Regions from separate parts of the Homo sapiens genome. Here region 1 is linked to region 2. Evidence: read pairs that join two places in POLR2A ChIA-PET (ENCODE). Cell type or tissue: Panc1. All regions are shown on one strand. Each heading gives the region's core, and the rest is flanking DNA. Links, peaks and the distances in the headings are about the cores only. Region 1 overlaps AVIL (advillin). Region 2 has its middle 14 kb from the start of CTDSP2.

What was found. Peaks named below come from ENCODE experiments on the same cell type or tissue, not always from the same donor. Only the 100,000 strongest peaks of a DNase experiment are listed, where the experiment ranks them.
Region 1: POLR2A ChIA-PET joins it to region 2 with 11 read pairs; 6 of 35 experiments call an interaction of 5 or more read pairs at or near these places.

The regions. Positions count from the first base shown.
Region 1 is chr12:57,797,012-57,806,181 of GRCh38, reverse strand. It overlaps AVIL (advillin), which reads left to right. Exons shown (of 20, transcript NM_006576.4): 15 at 2,513-2,658; 16 at 2,791-2,935; 17 at 3,834-4,022; 18 at 4,970-5,038; 19 at 6,262-6,387; 20 at 8,187-8,802. The coding sequence ends at 8,300. It overlaps TSFM (Ts translation elongation factor, mitochondrial), which reads right to left. Exons shown (of 6, transcript NM_005726.6): 6 at 8,595-9,170. It also overlaps the pseudogene RNU6-1083P. Among named protein-coding and RNA genes, the nearest start is that of AVIL, 17 kb to the left of the region's middle. In Panc1, for the core only: a CTCF peak has its summit at 2,700; a DNase peak (open chromatin) is centred at 2,670.
Region 2 is chr12:57,856,199-57,865,368 of GRCh38, reverse strand. No RefSeq gene overlaps it. Among named protein-coding and RNA genes, the nearest start is that of CTDSP2, 14 kb to the right of the region's middle. RefSeq lists a silencer at 1-153. In Panc1, for the core only: no CTCF peak of the experiment used is centred there; no DNase peak of the experiment used is centred there; H3K4me3 peaks cover 82 bases; H3K27ac peaks cover 1,889 bases.

The sequences.
Region 1 (9,170 bases), core at 346-8,345, 59 kb after region 2:
GCAAATTCATGAAGCGTTTGATATTAAAAAAAAAAAAAAAAAAAAAAAGCTGGGCACGGTGGCTCATCCCTGTAATCCTAGCACTTTGGGAGGCTGAGGCAGGCAAATCACGAGGTCAGGAGTTCGAGACCAGCCTGGCCAACATGGTGAAACCCCATCTCTACTAAAAATACAAAAATTAGCTGGGCATGGTGGCACACGCCCATAGTCCCAGCTACTCAGGAGGCTGAGGCAGAAGAATCTCTTGAACCAGGGGGCGGAGGTTGCAGTGAGCCGAGATTGTACCACTGTACTCCAGCCTGGGCGACAGAGTGAGACTCCGTCTCAAAAAAAAAAAAAAAAAAAAAAGCCAGGCACAGTGGCTCACACTTGTAATCCCAGCACTTTGGGAGGCCGAGGCAGGAGGATCACAAGGTCAGGAGAACGAGACCATCCTGGCTAACACAGTGAAACCCCGTCTCTACTAAAAATACAAAAAAAATTAGCCGGGTGTGGCAGCATGCGCCTGTAGTCCCAGCTACTCGGGAGGCTGAGGCAGGAGAATCGCTTGAACCCAGTAGACGGAGGTTGCGGTGAGCCGAGATCGCGCCATGGCACTCCAGCCTGGGCAACAAGAGTGAAACTCCATCTCAAAAAAAAAAAAAACTCACTGAAAGCCCTGCTTACACCTAGCAGAAATCTCATAAACTTCTATGCAGATGGAGGCTGGATAAGTCAATCTTCCCATGTGAATTTGGTGGACTCTAACAGACAGGCACTAATACAGAACAAAAACACAAAATATGATGTCAATTCATATTGCAATAGTGGATTAAAATGCACTAAGGCCGGGCGCGGTGGCTCACGCCTGTAATCCCAGCACTTTGGGAGGCTGAGGCAGGCAGATCACCTGAGGTCAGGAGTTTGAGACCAGCCCGGCCAGCATGGTGAAACCCCGCCTCTACTAAAAATACAAAAAATTAGCTGGGCATGGTGGTGCACGCCTGTAGTCCCAGCTACTCCGGAGGCTGAGGCAGGAGAATTGCTTGAACCTGGCAGGTGGAGGTTGCAGTGAGCCGAGATTGCGCCACTGTACTCCAGCCTGGCTAACAGAGCAAGATTCCCTCTCAAAATAAAATAAAATGCACTAAAATTATTTTACAAAAAAGAACAGGAAAAGATGCTTAACATCATTAGTCACTAGGGAGATGCAAATCAAAATCAATGAGATAACCACTACACATCTATTAGAATGGTTAAAAAAATTGACAACATAAAATATGAGCAAGGATGCAGAGCAACAGGAATTTTCATGCATTGTTGGCAGGATTGCAAATGGTACAGCTTCTGGAAAACATTTCGACAGTTTCAGTTTTTTTTTTGTTTTTTTTTTTGAGACAGAGTCTCATTCTGTCGCCCAGGCTGGAGTGCAGTGGCGCGATCTTGGCTCACTGCAACCTCTGCCTCCTGGGTTCAAGTGATTCTCCTGCCTCAGCCTCCCAAGTAGCTGGGATTACAGGCGTGTGCCACCACACCCAGCTAATTGTATTTTCAGTAGAGACGAGGTTTCGCCATGTTGCCCAGGCTGCTCTCGAACTCCTGACCTCAGGTGATCCACCTGCCTCAGCCTCCCAAAGTGCTGGGATTACAGTAGGGAGCCACCACGCCCAGCTGACAGTTTCTTACAAAGTTAAACATACACTTACCGTATGATCCAGCAATCCTACTCCTGGGTATTTACTCAAGTAAAACAAAAAACTATCTTCACAGAAAAACCTGTGCACAAATGTTTATAGCACCTTTATTCATAATCAGAAACAACCCCACTGGAAAATGGATAAACAAACAGTAGTACATCCACATGATGGAATACTTCTCAGCAATAAAAAGGGATGAGCAGCGCGCTGGTAAACCCAACAGAGATCTCATATGCATTCTGCTAAGAGAAAGAAGCCAGACTGAAAGGCTAAATATTGTATGACTCCACTTACAGCATTCTGGAAAAGGCAAAACTATAGTGATGGAGAATAGATTCATGGTTACCAGAGGTTAAGGATTCAGGGAGGCTTTGACTCCAAAGGGGTCGCACCCCAGATAATTTTGGGACGGACTGAGGAAGAAACTGTTCTGTGCCTTTATTGTGGTGGTAGTAACATGATTCTGCTTGTGAAAATTCTTAGAATTGTATGTCAAAAGAGTATATTTTATTGTATGTACTTTTAAAAATAAATTTAAATTTTTTCTCTAAAATAAAAATCAAAAGTAGGTGCCTAAATTCAAACTGAAGCTGAAACAAAGGTGACTTTTGCCAACACCCACTGTGGGTTTCAAAGCCTAGTCCTGTTCTTTGCCCCACACTGTTTTCCTCCCCACTCCCCAGCACTAGAACAAACTTGTCTGTCTTCCCAGGCTGAGGGACTGTGGTTTGGTAGCTGATCCTGGCACACTGAGTTATTAGTCTCAGATGCTTTTCTTTCCACATCGAAGTGCCCCTGTGCAACTAACATCTGTGCTCTCCTCGCCCCACTCTCAGGGGTCTAGTGGGGATGAGCGGGCAATGGCTAAGGAGCTGGCCAGCCTTCTCTGTGATGGCAGCGAGAACACTGTGGCCGAGGGCCAGGAGCCAGCCGAGTTCTGGGACCTACTGGGAGGGAAAACTCCCTATGCCAATGATAAAAGGTATGGGAACACAGCCTCCCCCTCTTCTGGGCTCCCCCTGCCTGCCAGGCTTGTGAATTGCACAAAGGCTAAAACCTCAGTTTTAAAAACATTTCTAAGCAGCTTGATGCCCTTAAATGGACTATATTGCAGACTTCAGCAGGAAATCCTAGATGTCCAGTCTCGTCTCTTTGAATGTTCCAATAAGACCGGCCAATTCGTTGTCACTGAGATCACAGACTTCACCCAGGATGACCTGAACCCTACTGACGTGATGCTCCTAGATACCTGGGACCAGGTAAGACACAGCTGCAGAAGTCAGAACATGAGAAAGACTCCCACAGTAAGGGTTGTTTTTGTGTAGTATCCCCACCCTAGAATAAACCCAGGGTAGCCCTGGACCATCCCCAGCTCAATCAAACCTTTGTCAGCAGTGACCAAAAGAAAGCCCGGGTTTTTTTTCCAGGGGTGATGTTTGAGAATGATGTTTGAAACTCACCATCCTGGGCATTTTCCCACCTTGCTTTGGAAAAATCCAGCCATCCTATCATCATCCTATCATCATTTTAGTCTTAGGATCAATAGCAACGGACTCCACATGCAGAGGATATGGGCCTTTGGGGGAACAAAGGCAGTCAGTAGACTATTGTCATGGTCAAGTAAGAGCTACTGTGGGCCCACATAAGGGCAGTGGAGTAGGGATGGAGGGATGGTGACAGATTTGACAAATGCTTAGGAGGTAAAGTTGGTCAGCCCTGGTGACTCATTGGATATGGGGGGTTTCTAGGAAACTCTCAGGCTTCTGCCTTAGGTGACTAGATAGATACCACCTATCAAAAGTGGAGACTCAGATACAAGTTTAGTAAAGAAGAGCTACATCCTGAAGGTGTTATTTTTAAGGTGCTTAGAGCAGTCAAGAGGAGGTGTTCTGCAAGAAGTTGGATTCAGGAAGCTGAAGTTCAGAGACAGCTCCAATTTGGAAAGGCAGACCTGGAAGATACACATAGCAATTAAAATGATAAACATCAAGCTGATTCTGGGAAAACCTTTCTCTGCTGAACAAATTAGGCTGAGAAAGTTTTCTGAGGCTGTGAATTGCTCACGAAAGAAAGGGGAAAGATAGGGTAATGTGTATGATCTAGTACTTAGTCCTTGGTATGAACACAGTAACATATATTAAATCTCCACCTTAACAGGTGTTCTTGTGGATTGGGGCTGAGGCCAATGCCACGGAGAAGGAGAGTGCCCTTGCCACAGCACAGCAGTACCTGCACACTCACCCCAGCGGCCGAGATCCCGACACACCAATCCTGATCATTAAGCAGGGGTTTGAGCCTCCCATCTTCACAGGCTGGTTCCTAGCCTGGGACCCTAACATTTGGAGTGTAAGAAAAGAGAGTAGGGAAGCTCTAACTTCCTGCCAGGTAGCTCAGAACAGCTCAGTGGGCAGGAAGGTGGAGTACTGATTCACGGCTCAGTGAAACCAGGACCTCATTTCCCTACTCCCATCCCACTCCCTGCCTTTTACTTTTCTCCTCTTTTTCACCTGCCACAGCAGTAAGTCCAGGTGGACAATTCACAGCAGGTGTCAGCAATAAGCAGTGTGAAGTATAAACAGTTTATAAAGTATATCCATACACATCATCTTTTTGATCTTTACAACAATCCTGATAGCCAGTAGAAGTATTGCTCCCTATTTTATTGATAAGGAAGCTAAGAGGATAAGTCATTTGTCTAAAGTCACAGTTAATCAACAGAAAGCCAGGTTTCCTGACTCCTAATCAACTTTTTTTTTTCTTTTTTTGAGACAGAATTTCGCTCTTGTTGTCCAGGCTGGAGTGTAATGGCACAATCTCGGCTCACTGCAACCTCTACCTCCTGGGTTCAAGCAATTCTCCTGCCTCAGCCTCCCAAGTAGCTGGGATTATAGGCATGCACCACCATGCCCAGCTAATTTTTCTATTTTTAGTAGAGATGGGGTTTCACCATGTTAGTCAGGCTAGTCTTGAACCCCTGACCTCAGGTGATCCACCCGCCTCAGCCTCCCAAAGTGCTGGGATTACAGGCATGAGCCACTGTGCCTGGCCTTCAACTGCTCTTTCTTAAATCTTATTGGGAGGACTGAGGGGTTACCATCAAAGAATGTGCGTTATGTTTAAGCACCTTTCAAGCCTGCATGGACCCAAAAGGGGGGATTTTCATTTTTACTTATCCTTGAAATGTCTTCTGACTCCCTGGCTCTTTTGCTTTTCCTGAAGACACAGACCAGACCTAAGATGTCCCTCCCCTATAAGAAAGACCTCATCCTGTGTTTTCTCTCTCTTCTTCTCAGGCAGGAAAAACATATGAACAATTAAAAGAAGAGCTGGGAGATGCTGCTGCTATCATGCGAATCACTGCTGTGAGTCGGGTTCGCTCTTGGGAGAAGCCAGCCACATGGGCAACCAGAGCCAGAGAACACACAAATGCTACAGATGCTCACAGGCAAAACTCATGTCCTTAGTATTACCATAGTTGTCTGTTTTGATGTAAAGACTTTTTGTAATCAATAGAAAAGCAGGTCTCAGAGCCAAGTTCCTTATTTTCCTGACTTCCAGATTTTCAAACAGACTTGCTGTGTAAAAACAACAAAAATGGGGCCGGGCGCGGTGGCTCATGCCTGTAATCCCAGCACTTTGGGAGGCCAAGGCGGGTGGATCACCTAAGGTCAGGAGTTTGAGACCAGCCTGACTAATATGGTGAAACCCCGTCTCTACTAAAAATATGAAAATTAGCCGGCCGTGGTGGCATGCGCCTGTAGTCCCAGCTACTCGGGAGGCTGAGACAGGAGAACTGCTTGAACCCAGGAAGCGGAAGTTGCTGTGAGCTGAGATGGCACCACTGCACTCCAGCCTGGGCAACAGAGCGAGAGTCCGTCTCAAAAACACAACAACAAAAAAATGAATATTTGTTTTATTATTCAACTCTGCCGTTTAAGGAGAGATTAAAGTCATTGGCAGTATTTTTCAGAAATAAGCTTCTAACCCAAATGACATTTTTATTCATTTCTGACAGTGAAGTCCACAGAAACTTAGGCCATTTACACCTATTTTAATGGTTAAAAGAAGTGGAGCCTCTAGCCAGGAATCCAGCAGTTCTTTAACCTCAGGAGGAGTGCATGGCACCAGGTGTTCAAACCATCTGGCAATTCTGTCCTTTGTGCTCTACAAACTCAGATTCCAAAGCTAATGTTGATGTAGTATCTTTAAATTGTATTTAAGTAGGACTACAACCTAAAGTCATTTAAAGGCTGGAAATGCAGGGCTAAATAAAAGTACCAAGAGAAGGTATGTGATCCCAATATTCAAATGAGATCCAGACACAAGATGTATGCCAAACTAGCTATACAGGACTTGCCTTGGACTTACTGAATCAGCTTTCCCAAGAACAACCCCAAAATCTGAATATTTTCTATTCCCAGATGATTCTGACATGCAGCCAGGTTTGGGGAGCATTGTTATCAAAGATGATTACAGAGGGTGAAGTGGCATAAGTCAAAATGTTAAATATTATACACATTCAGAACTGTAACCACACAGACACTGAGGAGTCTTTTCCCTGTGCCTACATTCTTATCTTACCTAGGACATGAAGAATGCAACCCTCTCCCTGAATTCTAATGACAGTGAGCCAAAATATTACCCTATAGCAGTTCTGTTGAAAAACCAGAATCAGGAGCTGCCTGAGGATGTAAACCCTGCCAAAAAGGAGGTGAGTGGCTGAAGGAACTGTGTCTGTTGGAAGTGGAGCTCTCCGTGAGTAAAAAACTCAGCTCAGCAAATGGCCTAGGACAGCTCCGGCACATTGTAGCCGCTCAATGGACATCTGAGCTACCTAGGAACTCAAACCAAAAAAAACCAGGGTTCTTTCTTGATTCTTTTCTCTCCACCTACATCAGTCTATCAGCTAGCTTCTGTTCACTCCTCTTCCATTTCTCTGCTACTAGTCTAGTCCAGCTATCATGGACTACTTACTACAATCCAACTGGTTTCCACCTGTTCCTACAATCCGTTCCCCACACAACAGCCAAAGAGATCTTTAAAATATATGGCACGGCCCTGTTTAAAACACCTGGAATAGCTTCCCACTACATTTAAAAAAAGAATGTGAAGGCCTATACAATCTGGCCCCTGCCTAGCTCTCTGATTTCATTTCATATACCAATACCCTCATCACTCACCACCCTTCAGCCAGTACAGCGGCTGCTTTGCTGTTCCTTAAAACATGCTTATTCCAGCCTTTGAGCCTTTACACTTGCTAGTGTTCGTGCCTGAAAAAACATCCTTCTCCCAAATCATCACAGCACCAGCACCTTCTCATCATGTAGGTCTCAGCTCTAATATCACCTCCCCAGGGAGGCATTTCCTGACCACCCTAATACTGCTTCCCATACCTGCTCCAGTCCCTTTATACTTGTTCATTGCCTATTTCCCCCTCTAGTAATATCCTTAAAAGGAAGGACCTTTGTTTGTCTTGCTCACCATCATATTCTCAGCTTCTCTGCACCTACAACAGTGCCTAGCAGATAGCAAGTATTCTTAAGTTTTGCGTGAATGAATTAACATATTTGAGTTAAAAGAATAAATTTCTTGGCCGGGCACGGTGGCTCATACCTGTAATCCCAGCACTTTGGGAGGGTGAGGTGGGTGGATCACGAGGTCAGGAGTTCGAGACTGGCCTGGCCAATATGGTGAAACCCCGTCTGTACTAAAAATACAAAAATTAGCCAGGCGTGGTGGTGGGTGCCTGTAGTCCCAGCTACTTGGGAGGCTGAGGGAGGAGAACTGCTTGAACCCGGGAGGCAGAGGTTGCAGTGAGCCGAGATTGTGCCACTGTACTCCAGCCTGGGCCACAAAGCAAGAATCTGTCTCAAAAAAAAAAAAAAGAAAAGAAAAGAATAAATTTCTTTTCCCCTTGAAGAAGTTGATTTAGGCACAGACTCTGGACTCTGGATTTCCCACAATGTCTTATCTAGTCAACTCAAGTATCTGGACTACAATTTTCTTGAAAGCAAAGCCCATATATTAATAATCTTTACTTGTATATAAATATTCAATAAATCATTAAGTAAATGTGTAGAAGAATTTTATGCTCAATAAGATCCACCCGATCATGCATTTGAAAATTTATGGGTAAAAATGGTAGTTACGGGCAGAAAACAAGGAAAACCATAGCTCAATTTAGTTCTTCATTCTGCCAAAATTTGATGTCTGTAATTCATCCTTAATACATAACCCATTTATTGCCTTCTGGCAAGAAACTGGCGCTTGCTGGCACTGTGAGAGCAGTGAATCCAGTAAGCTTCTGCCACAGGCCAAAATGGGACTCCCTGACCTGAAGAACACCTCTCCAATGAATAATTTAAATCTTTAACAGCCTTTCTGAGAAATTCATTCTACTTCCCTCTTCAAGGATCCACCTAGAACTCCCTCTTGCTCCAACTTCCTCAACTTCTGTTGGCAATGATGTCATGTCTTCCTTCTAACTAGAAACTTTGTTTTCTCTCTTAGAATTACCTCTCTGAACAGGACTTTGTGTCTGTGTTTGGCATCACAAGAGGGCAATTTGCAGCTCTGCCTGGCTGGAAACAGCTCCAAATGAAGAAAGAAAAGGGGCTTTTCTAAAGCAAGAAGGCCTATACCTATTGCAAGGCCACAGAAAAGAGCAGATAGTGCCAATATCAGGAAATAATTTATCCACCAATTTCTGCCTGACATTCAGCTACTTAATTTAGATATAATAGAGTCTGCAAATCACGGCATGTTCTCCATTTTTTCTCATCCTTGCATTCCTTGCTTGTTATATACCTAAAATGTTAACCATATAGTTTTTGGGTTTTGTGGCCCTCTAGCTAAAGCCTCAGCAGAAAGCACTAAAACTGCATAAATCTGGAGAAATCAAAAGAAAGAGAACCAAAAAACAATGCTTAAAATGTTTAATAACTTTATGTTTAATATTATACCAGGACCTACCTTTGTTTTCAATTTTAAGATGATTATTTCTAAAATCTATTTAGCCTGTAAATCATTGAAATCATATATGCACTCCATAGGCAAAATCCAAATACCCAGATCTGTAATGTGTCAAAGCATTTTTCACTTTTCAAATAAAGATACCTATAATGAACAAATGGAGTTATTTTCAGTATTCTGGGTCTGCTTGTTACGGTAATTTTATGTTATACTTGAAGAAATGTTTCAGTACTGGGGAAGTAAAGAGGCAATGTTAAGTGAGCTCTCTGGGTAACTGGACTACTCTAATTTCTGTTTCTGGCACAAGAATGTCAAAATCTGCCTTACAGCTGGCCAGGAAACCTCAGTACCCACCCACCCACACATCATCCAAAAGAGAAATAGGGGCATGTGTTATTAATTTCATTAAATGAGGCCAGAACCAGTGTGTCTACCACTGCAGAGCACCTTCAAAGCATACTACAGACAATCACAAAGAAGAGAACCCACATTTTCCAGACAACTCTAGGTTTGAATCAATAA
Region 2 (9,170 bases), core at 721-8,720:
TGCACGGCCGGCGGTGGCCGCAAACTTCGCCCCTCTGGACACTGCGGCTCCGGGCGGGAAAAGAGGGGCGGCCCCAGGCCGGGCCCCCAGCCCGGAGGTGGCCCAGCCAGAGCTCCCAACTTCGGGGCCGTTTAAAAACGGCGGCAGACGCAGGCCCGAGGGCCGAGGCAAGAACCTCCCACGGAAAGCTCCAAGGAGGCGGGGATTTCTGCCTCACTGTTGTGTTCGTGATTCATCTGCGGCGCCTGAAGAGTGTCTTGAACATAGTAGGCGCTCAGTAAACATTTTTGAAAGAATAACATAATCCCTCCCGGCCTCAGTTTCCTCCCGTCTACAGGAAGGGTTTGATCTCAGAGGGCCCTATCAACTCTGAAATTCTAGGATGCTGAGATTAAATCCCATGTGTACTACTGTGGTTTTGCTTTTAGTTTTTCGGGGACATTTTTAGTGCTACCCTTTATGATGTGCCAGGAGTGAATTTGACACCAGATGGCTTTTTTTTTTTTCTTAATAAGAAAGAAGACAAAGGGAGGGAGAAAAATATTTTCCAACTGGCAGTGCTGACAGCATTTTGGAAAAGAATCCAGGGAGGCAAAGAGGAGCTGTTTCAGCCTGATTCTGCCTTCTCCTGCACACTCTGCCACCCTGGCCTCCACCACAAACGAGGTAGATCTGAGTGGAGCTTTTTATGGATGAGGCAAAGGGAGCATCATTACAGAAGACTCCACCCCGAGTTAGCACTTGCTTTGTCCTCTGTGGCAGTCACAGCGAACTGGCCCCTGAGCCGCATGGTGGTGGATTCCAGCTATAGGCAGGGCTCTGGCTAAAGGCTGGATCTGGTGTTAATTAGAAGAACAGAGAGACACCTGGCAAATCAAAAGCTGGCGCTCCCTGCCTGGGGAACATGCAGGAAAAATAGCCAAAGTGGCAGTGCCTCTTCTGGAATTCCTCTTCTCTGGGATCCCAACTCCCTCTCATGGAAAGGCAGGGTGGAGAAGGGTTCCTTGCTCAAAATGACCTCTAGCTGAGTTTTTAATATGTCATGGCGCAGGGAAGGGAAATTCCTAGAATAAGACAATTTGGCAGTGTGCACAGGGGTGCCGACCAGGGATGCTGCAGGCAGTCTGCTTGGGTTCAAATCGTGGCTCCACTACTTACTAGTTGTTTGATAAGGATAAGTGACTTTATCTTTCTGTACCTTAGTTTCTCCAACTGTAAAATGGAATAATTAAAATTCCCACCAAAGGCAATTGTTGTGTGGACTGAATTAGATAATACAAGAAAAGTGACAGTGGTCTGCCTCTTCAAACAGACACTGGCACAAGGCAAGCACTCAATATTTTCTTATTTAAGTGACAGGACCCCCAAAACTAGAACCTTGTGCTGGACAGGTCTCAAAATGGCTGCCTGTGAAGAGCCCCACTGTGGTACTATCAACTTTGGGCAAAGAAGTCTCCATCCAGCTGACAGGTCCCTCCCTCCTCCTTCACATCCCCAGGAAACTGGAGGAAGGCCACACACGATGAGCAGAAATTATGTGTCAGGCTCCAACTTGATGGATCACCTCCAAAGGGATCTTGGAGGGAAGAAGGGAGTAGTGGGCAAGGAGAAGAGGACTGTTGGTGCCAGTTTGGGAGGCTGGGACTAATGCAGTAGATGGTATATAAACCAGTGCACTGTGTACCATAGGTGGCTTGTGATGGCCACCCATGGTCTATACCTCTGTTGAATGTCCTTGATTTTCTACTGATAAATTGTTTCAGATGCAGTGTTCTCGAATTTGACCAGCAAACTCCTTGAGGCCAAGTCTTGTCTTTCTGTCATGGTATCCACCCGACACAAACATGTCAAAGATGCTACTCACAAAGTAAAGACTTCAGAGGCGCTTATTGACTGGATGAGATGTTAAACAGGGGAGCAGATTGGAATTCCAGACTGCATGGGCAAGGGGAGACAGAGGCAGCTGGGCATGTAAGGATCAGAGGTGTGACTCATCTGCTGGCCCCAAGTATCCTCCCTCAAACCCACAGTAGAAAATCAAGTAGCAGATCTATTTATCAGTAGAAAATCAAGGACATCCAACCAAATTATAGACCATAGGTGGCCAGCACAAGCCACCTATGGTATATAATGCACTCCAAATATTCCACTCAAACCTCTCCAGCTTCCAGAAAGTCAGCAACACCAGGGTTCCCAACCTGTCCTGCCACAGGGGAGGTGATATCCATGCCAGCCCTGGGAAAATATATCTCTCCAGCTGCTCTGTCATTCCTGGCCTGCAGGAGCCTCCAAGGCAAACTTTGCTGCCATTTCTTTCCCTTTTCTGAATGGACATTGGACTTCCATTGCTGTAGTCAGGACAGAGCCCACAGTTGCCCTGAGATGTCTTCTGGAGTCCTCCTAAGTTTCTTCATGTGGCTGGCCCATCCCTGTACCCACAGGCTATGTAACCTGCGGCAGGTGCATTACATGAATGTTCAGTAAATATTAAAGCGAACTGAAGGCCCCCCTCGATGGCTCACGCCTGTAATCCCAGCACTTTGGGAGGCCGAGTTGGGCGGATCTCCTCTTCTTCAGAGGAGACTTTCTTGACCATCTTCTATCAAAATTAACTGCCCCCCGCCCCGCCAAATTACTTCCCATTATCTTATCCTGTTTATTTTGTTACTTACATGTTCATTGTCTCTCTACCCCACCCAGACTGAAAGTTTCCCTAAGAGCAGGGACCTCGTATTTCTGTCCATCACTGTATCCCACCCCCTTTCACAGTGCCTGGCATATGGCAAGTGTCTGCTTGATGAGTGGTGGCCTCCTTCTCCCTGAGTTAGTCCCCTTCTCTCTAACATTTTCAATCAGTTCTTTTCTATTAGGTAATTCTTCTGCCTTCAAAAATGCATCAGCTCCTTTATTTTGCAAACTCTTTTCATTTCACCCTTTAGCCATCAGCTTATTTTCCCATCTTTCGCCCCACCTGCTACCCAGGAAAAATAGCTAGCCTTCATGTGTCAGAACCTTTCAACTGAAAGCACAGAAGACCAACTAAAAGCACCTTACACAATGGGCAAGTATATTATTTTTTAGAGGCAGAGAGCATTAATTCCACCTTTAATAAAGTCAGCTTCTCTGTGATTCTTTCCGAAAACCCTGGCCTAGCGGGCTTCCCCTTGTGTGTCCTTGGCCAGCGCTGCCTCACATGCCTAAACCTAAACCAATCACTGGCACAGAGGCAGGAAGTGCCCTGGTTGGCTGAGACTCATCAACATTATCCCCTGTGGCTGAGGAGGGGGTCTCCTTCCTTGGGTACAGGGCACGTAAATTTCAGGACAAAATCAAGCCTTTACCAGCACAGAAGAAGGGTAGAGTGTAGCTGTTGAATCTATGAGCTGCCCAATAACCTTCCAATAAATTGTTTTTCTGCTTAAGTTAGCCAGAGTTGGTTTCTGTGGCTTGTAATCACAGAAGCCTGGCCGAGCTACACTCAGGGGCTGCCTGATGAGATGACAGGAGCAGCCTTCTCAGCCAGGAGGAGTGCTATCAGCAACATCTGTGAGGCGGCATAGAATGACCATATAGAAGCACACAGAAAATAGTCCCAGGACGTCAGGAAAAGACTGTGGAGTCATGCATGAGAGCTGAGTTATTACAGCTTAGAGTCAGAGGCTATGTATTTTAGGTGACTCATTGCGACTATACCCCCAGGCTATGTAACCTGGGGCAGGTGCATTACATAAATGTTCAGTAAGTATTAAAGTGAACTGAAGGCCCCTTTTGGTGGCTCACGCCTGTAATCCCAGCACTTTGGGAGGCCAAGGTGGGCAGATTGCTTGAGCTCAGGAGTTTGAGACCAGCCTGGGCAGCAAGGGGAAAAACCCTGTCTCTACCAAAAATACAAAAATTAGCCAGGCTTGGTGGTGTGCACCTGTGGTCCCAGCTACTCAGGAGGCTGAGGTGGGAGGATCCCTGGAGCCCAGGAAGTCAAGGCTGCAGTGAGCCGTGATTGTGCCACTGCTCTCCAGTCTGGGTGACAGAGCGAGACCCAGTCTCAAAATATAAATAAATAAAATAAAGTGAACCGAAGTGATCACCCTTCCTGTTTAAAATCTTAAGCCAGGCATGGTAGTCAGAACCTCTTGTTCCCGCTACTCGGGAGGCTGAGGCAGAAGGATCATTTGAAGGCCGAGTGCAGTGGCTCACACCTGTAATCTGAACACTTTGGGAGGCCATGGTGGGTGAATTGTTTTGAGTCCAGGAGTTTGAGACCAGTCTGGGCGACATAGCAAGACCCCATCTGTACTAAAAATACAAAAAAATTAGCTGGGTATGGTGGCATGTGCCTGTAGTCCCAGCTATTCAGGAGGCTGAGGTGGGAGAACGGCTTGAATCCAGGAGGCAGAGGCTACAGTGAGATTGTACCACTGCACTCCAGCCTGGGCAATAGAGCCAGACCCTGTCTCAAAAAAAAAAAAAAAAAAAAAGAAGGATCACTTGAACCCTGGAGTTCAAGGCTGCAGTGCTCTATGATCATGCCCGTGAATAGCCACTGCACTCCAGCCTAGGCAACATAGTGAGACCTCATCTCTAAAAACTAAATAAAATAAAATAGTATCTTTCCTTGGTTCCCAAGAGGCCACTCATCTAAACAACTGGCCTCTCCCACCTGCTGCCATTCTTTCTGAAGACTTGAACCATTATACCACTGCTTCTTCCCACCCCACCTCTTGCCCTCCTCAGGGACACCCTGCTTCATGGGTCTGCACATGAGCAGTCTCTCACCTCTGGAGCAGGAGACTCCATCATCACTCAGACCTGCCCCACTCCCACCTCTGAGACTCAGCCCTTCCTTCACTGACCTAGACCACCTTTCCTTTCTCCTCCTGGCTGCCCACTCCCACTAAGCCTGCTTTGAAGAACCTGGCCCAGTCCCTGGCACATCACCAACATCTAATCAGTGGCTGTCAATACTGTCTTGTCCTCTTCTGCTCCCTGGCCAATGGCCTGCCTCAAAGCCACTTCACTGCCCTCCTTCTGGCTCTAGAATGCCCCCATCCCCTCATGTCCTCCTCTGAGCTAGAAGCTGCTGCCCACTGCTCACTGTCTCCATCCCTGTTCCCTGCTGAACCTACCACTGATTCTCACAGTCTCACCTCAACCAGGCCTCACTGGGGCCCAGTAATCCTTTTCCTCTTGGGCCCTCTTGGGAGGACGGGGGGCAGGGGTTCCAAATCAAGTTCCCACAGCAGCTTTTCTAAGTTCCGGAAGCTTCTCTCCTCCCCTCCTCACCTTCCTCCTAACATATGGCCCACTTTCAGCCACTTTGTCAGCAAGAGTGTCTGGCACAAGCACCACCACTTCCACCTCAAGAAGACATCTCTGCCTTCTGGTCACAAGAGAGTGGAGTAAAGCCCCCTTCTCCTCTCAAAAATCACCCCCAAGATGATAAGGAAAATAAGAAACAGGAACCCAAAGTCCATCTTCAATGAAACAAGGATTTAGAATCCTGGCCCCCATCATATGAAAACAGAAAATGGATAGAAGAATGGTAAACGACCCCACAGAGTCCAAGAAGGGCAGACCAAAAACATTTGGAGGCACAGACCCACGAGAAGCAACCTGATTCTTCCCTTGGAAACCCAGGAAAGCTCGGGACTTGGAAGTAGCAAGTAAGACAGAAGGATAAGCAGGGGTCTAAAACTGAGGCAAGGTCTAAAACTCCAGAGATTGCTTGAAGATCTGTTTAAAGAGCAATTAGACTGTCAGGAACCCCAGCCATCCCCAGCACAATCAGGTAATTTAATGTGTCCCCTCCCGATTCCTGTAGGAGACAGGAAGATGTATTCTGGAGATATTGAAACAGAAAGATTCTGGACTTAGGGGTTGGGGAGGTGCAGGAAAAAGAGTGGGATCAAAGACTGAGGGAAAGTCGGTGACATGGTTTGGCTGTATCCCCACCCAAATCTCATCTTCAATTGTAGTTCCCACAATTCCCATGTGTTGTGGGAAGGACCCAGTGGTAGATAAATGAATCATGGGTGCAGCTTCCCCCATACTGTTCTCATGGTAGTGAATAAGTCTCACGAGATGGGATGGTTTGATAAGGGGTTTCCGCTTTCGCTTGATTCTCCTCTCTCTTGCCGGCCACCATGTAAGAAGTCCCTTTGCTATTCCTTCATCTTCTGCCATGATTGTGAGGTCTCCCCAGCCATGTGGAACTATGAGTCCATTAAACCTCTTTCCTTTATAAATTACCCAATCTTGGGTATGTCTTTATTAGCAGTGTGAGAACAGACTAATACAGTCGGCATCTGAACAATAACACCCGGTCTCCCTGCCACACACCTCTCTAATTCCCACACTATAGCTGGCTCTAGAACTCTGGGTGAGGGGCTTGTAACCTTCAAGCAGGAGACGAAACTAGATCATTCTTTTCTGGAAAAAAACAAAATGTGACAGAGAAAAAGCCTATTAACACTGACAATTGATACCCTCCAATGAAGGAGTCCAGCCAGCCACTTGATTGCCCTACTGTGAGCCCACAGGGAGAGCTTCCAACCGGATCTCTAAAGCCTCCCTCTCAACAGGAGTGGACAGCCAAGGAACACCAGACCTCTGAAGAAAGCCTCCAGCATGATGCAAATCAAAACACAGGGGGAAGAAAAATTCAAGTTAATATCCTCAGAGAGATAATTCATGTGTCCAAAGGACGTGAAAACTATTTCTTAAAAAAAAAAAAAAAGTAAGAGGCCAGGTGTGGTGGCTCACATCTGTAATCCCAGCACTTTGGGAGGCCAAGGCTGGCGGATCACTTGAGGTCAGGAGTTGGAGACCTGCCTGGCCATCATGGTGAAACCCTGTCTCTACTAAAAATCCAAAAAAAAAAAAAAAAAGTTAGCCAGGCGTGGTGGTGGGCACCTGTAACCCCAGCTACTCAGGAGGCTGAAGCAGGAGAATCACTTGAACCCGGGAGGTGGAGGTTGCAGTGAGCCGAATCACACCACTGCACTCCAACCTGGGTGACGCAGCAAGACTCAGTCTCAAAAAAAAAAAAAAAAAAGAAAGAAAGGAAAAGAGGGCAGGCACCGTGACTCACACCTGTAATTCCAGCACTTTGGGAGGCCGAGGTGGGCAGATCACCTGAAGTCAGGAGCTCAAGACCAGCCTGGCCAACATGGTGAAACTGTGGCTCTAATAAAAATACAAAAATTAGCCGGGTGTGGTGGCAGGCACTTGTAATCCCAGCTACTCAGGAAGCTGAAGCAGGAGAATCGCTTGAACCCGGGAAGCGAAAATTGCCATGAGCCGAGATCACGCCATTGCACTACAGCCTGGACGACAGAGTGAGACTGCATCTCAAAAAAAAAAAAAAAAGAAAAGGAAAGAAAAAGAAATGCTGGGCATGGTGGTACATGCCTGTAGTCCCAGCGACTTCAGAGGCTGACGTGAAAACATCACTTGAGCCCAGCTCTGGGCTGTAGTGTGCTATGCTAGGATCAGGGAATCACCAGCTTGCCTAAGAGGGTAGAAGGAACCAGTTCAGGTCGAAAATAGAGCAGGTCAAAACTCCCATGCTGGCTGGGTTCGGTGGCTCATGCCTATAATCCCAGCACTTTGGGAGGCCAAGGCGGGCAAATCACTTGAGGTCAGGAGTTCGAGACCAGCCTGGGCAACAGAATGAAACCTCATCTCTACTAAAAATAAAAAAATTAGCCAGCCATGGTGGTGCACACCTGTAGTCCCAGCTACTTGGGAGGCTGAGGCAGGAGAATTGCTTGAACCCAGGATTGCAGTGAGCCGAGATCGCGCCACTGCACTCCAGCCTGGGCGACAGAGCAAGACTGTCCCGGGAAAAAAAAAAAAAACTCCCATGCTGACCAATAGTGTGATCATACCTGTGAATAGCCACTGCACTCTAGCCTGGGCAACGTAGTGAGACCCTTTCTCTTTAAAAAAAATTAACTTAAAAGAAAGAAAAGGTAGAGAACATGAAAGCACTCTTGAAAATTATATAAAGAAAAAATAAAAAGAGTAATAACAATATACTTAGCAAATAGATTAGGATATAACATAGAGGATACCTACCAGAAAACAGAACAAAGGGATGGTTAATAAGAGAGAAATAATACGAAAATTAGAGGATCAATCCAAGGAGCCTAGCATCCAAGTAATCAGCGATGCCGAAGGAATGAACAGGAAAAATGGAGGAAGAAATGTCAAAGAAATTATAAAGCAATTCCCAGAACTAAAGTACATAAATTGTTTTGGGACAGAGGTTCTTAAGCTTTAGCATGCATCAGAATACCTGGTAGGCTAGTTAAAGCACGGATGGCTGGGCCCTATCACCGGAGTTTCTGATTCAGTAGGTGTGAGGTGGGGCCCCAAGTTTGCATTGCTGACATGTTCCCACAGGTGATACTGATGCTGCTGGACTGGGGACTACACTTTAAGAACCACTGTATTAGATTTCAAGAACCTGACAAGTACCCAGAAAAATGAATGAAAAGCAACCCACAGCAATATACTGTGACATTTCAAGATAGCCAAGATAAAAGAAAACAATCCTAAAAGTGGGGGTTGGGGGGAAGGGCGGAGGTGAATTCAAAGTCTCAGAAATCAAAATGGCAAGAACTTCTGAACTGCAAAATTAGAAGCTGAAAAATAAAGGAACAATGTCTTCAAAATTCTGAAGGAAAATTATTTTCAACTTAAAATTCCATACCCAGCCAAAACTATCAATCAAGTGTGAGGATGGAATAAAGCCATTTTAAGTAACACGAAAGTCTAAAATGTTACCTCCCAGGCACTCTTTCTCAGGAAGCTACTGGAGGATGTGCTTCACCAAAACAAGGGAGTAAACCAAGAAAGAAGAAAACACTGAGTCCAGGAAAGAGGACAAGGGCAAAGGTGATGCGAAACCCAGGATGACAGGTGTACCACAGCCCAGAGGGCAACACGTCCAGAGGAAAGTGCAAGGATGGGGCACCCCAGGACAAAAGTCTCCAAGGGAAGAAGAGAACCAGTAAGATTATATGACAGGTTTGGCCATATGCAAAATTGTACTGAGAGGGCGTTTTACAGAACTGTTGAAGGGTGTGGGAAGACAGAGCCAGAGATTCAAAGAAAAAACCAAGCAAATTAAAAATGAGGCAATTAACTCCAGAAAAAACAAAAAGGTT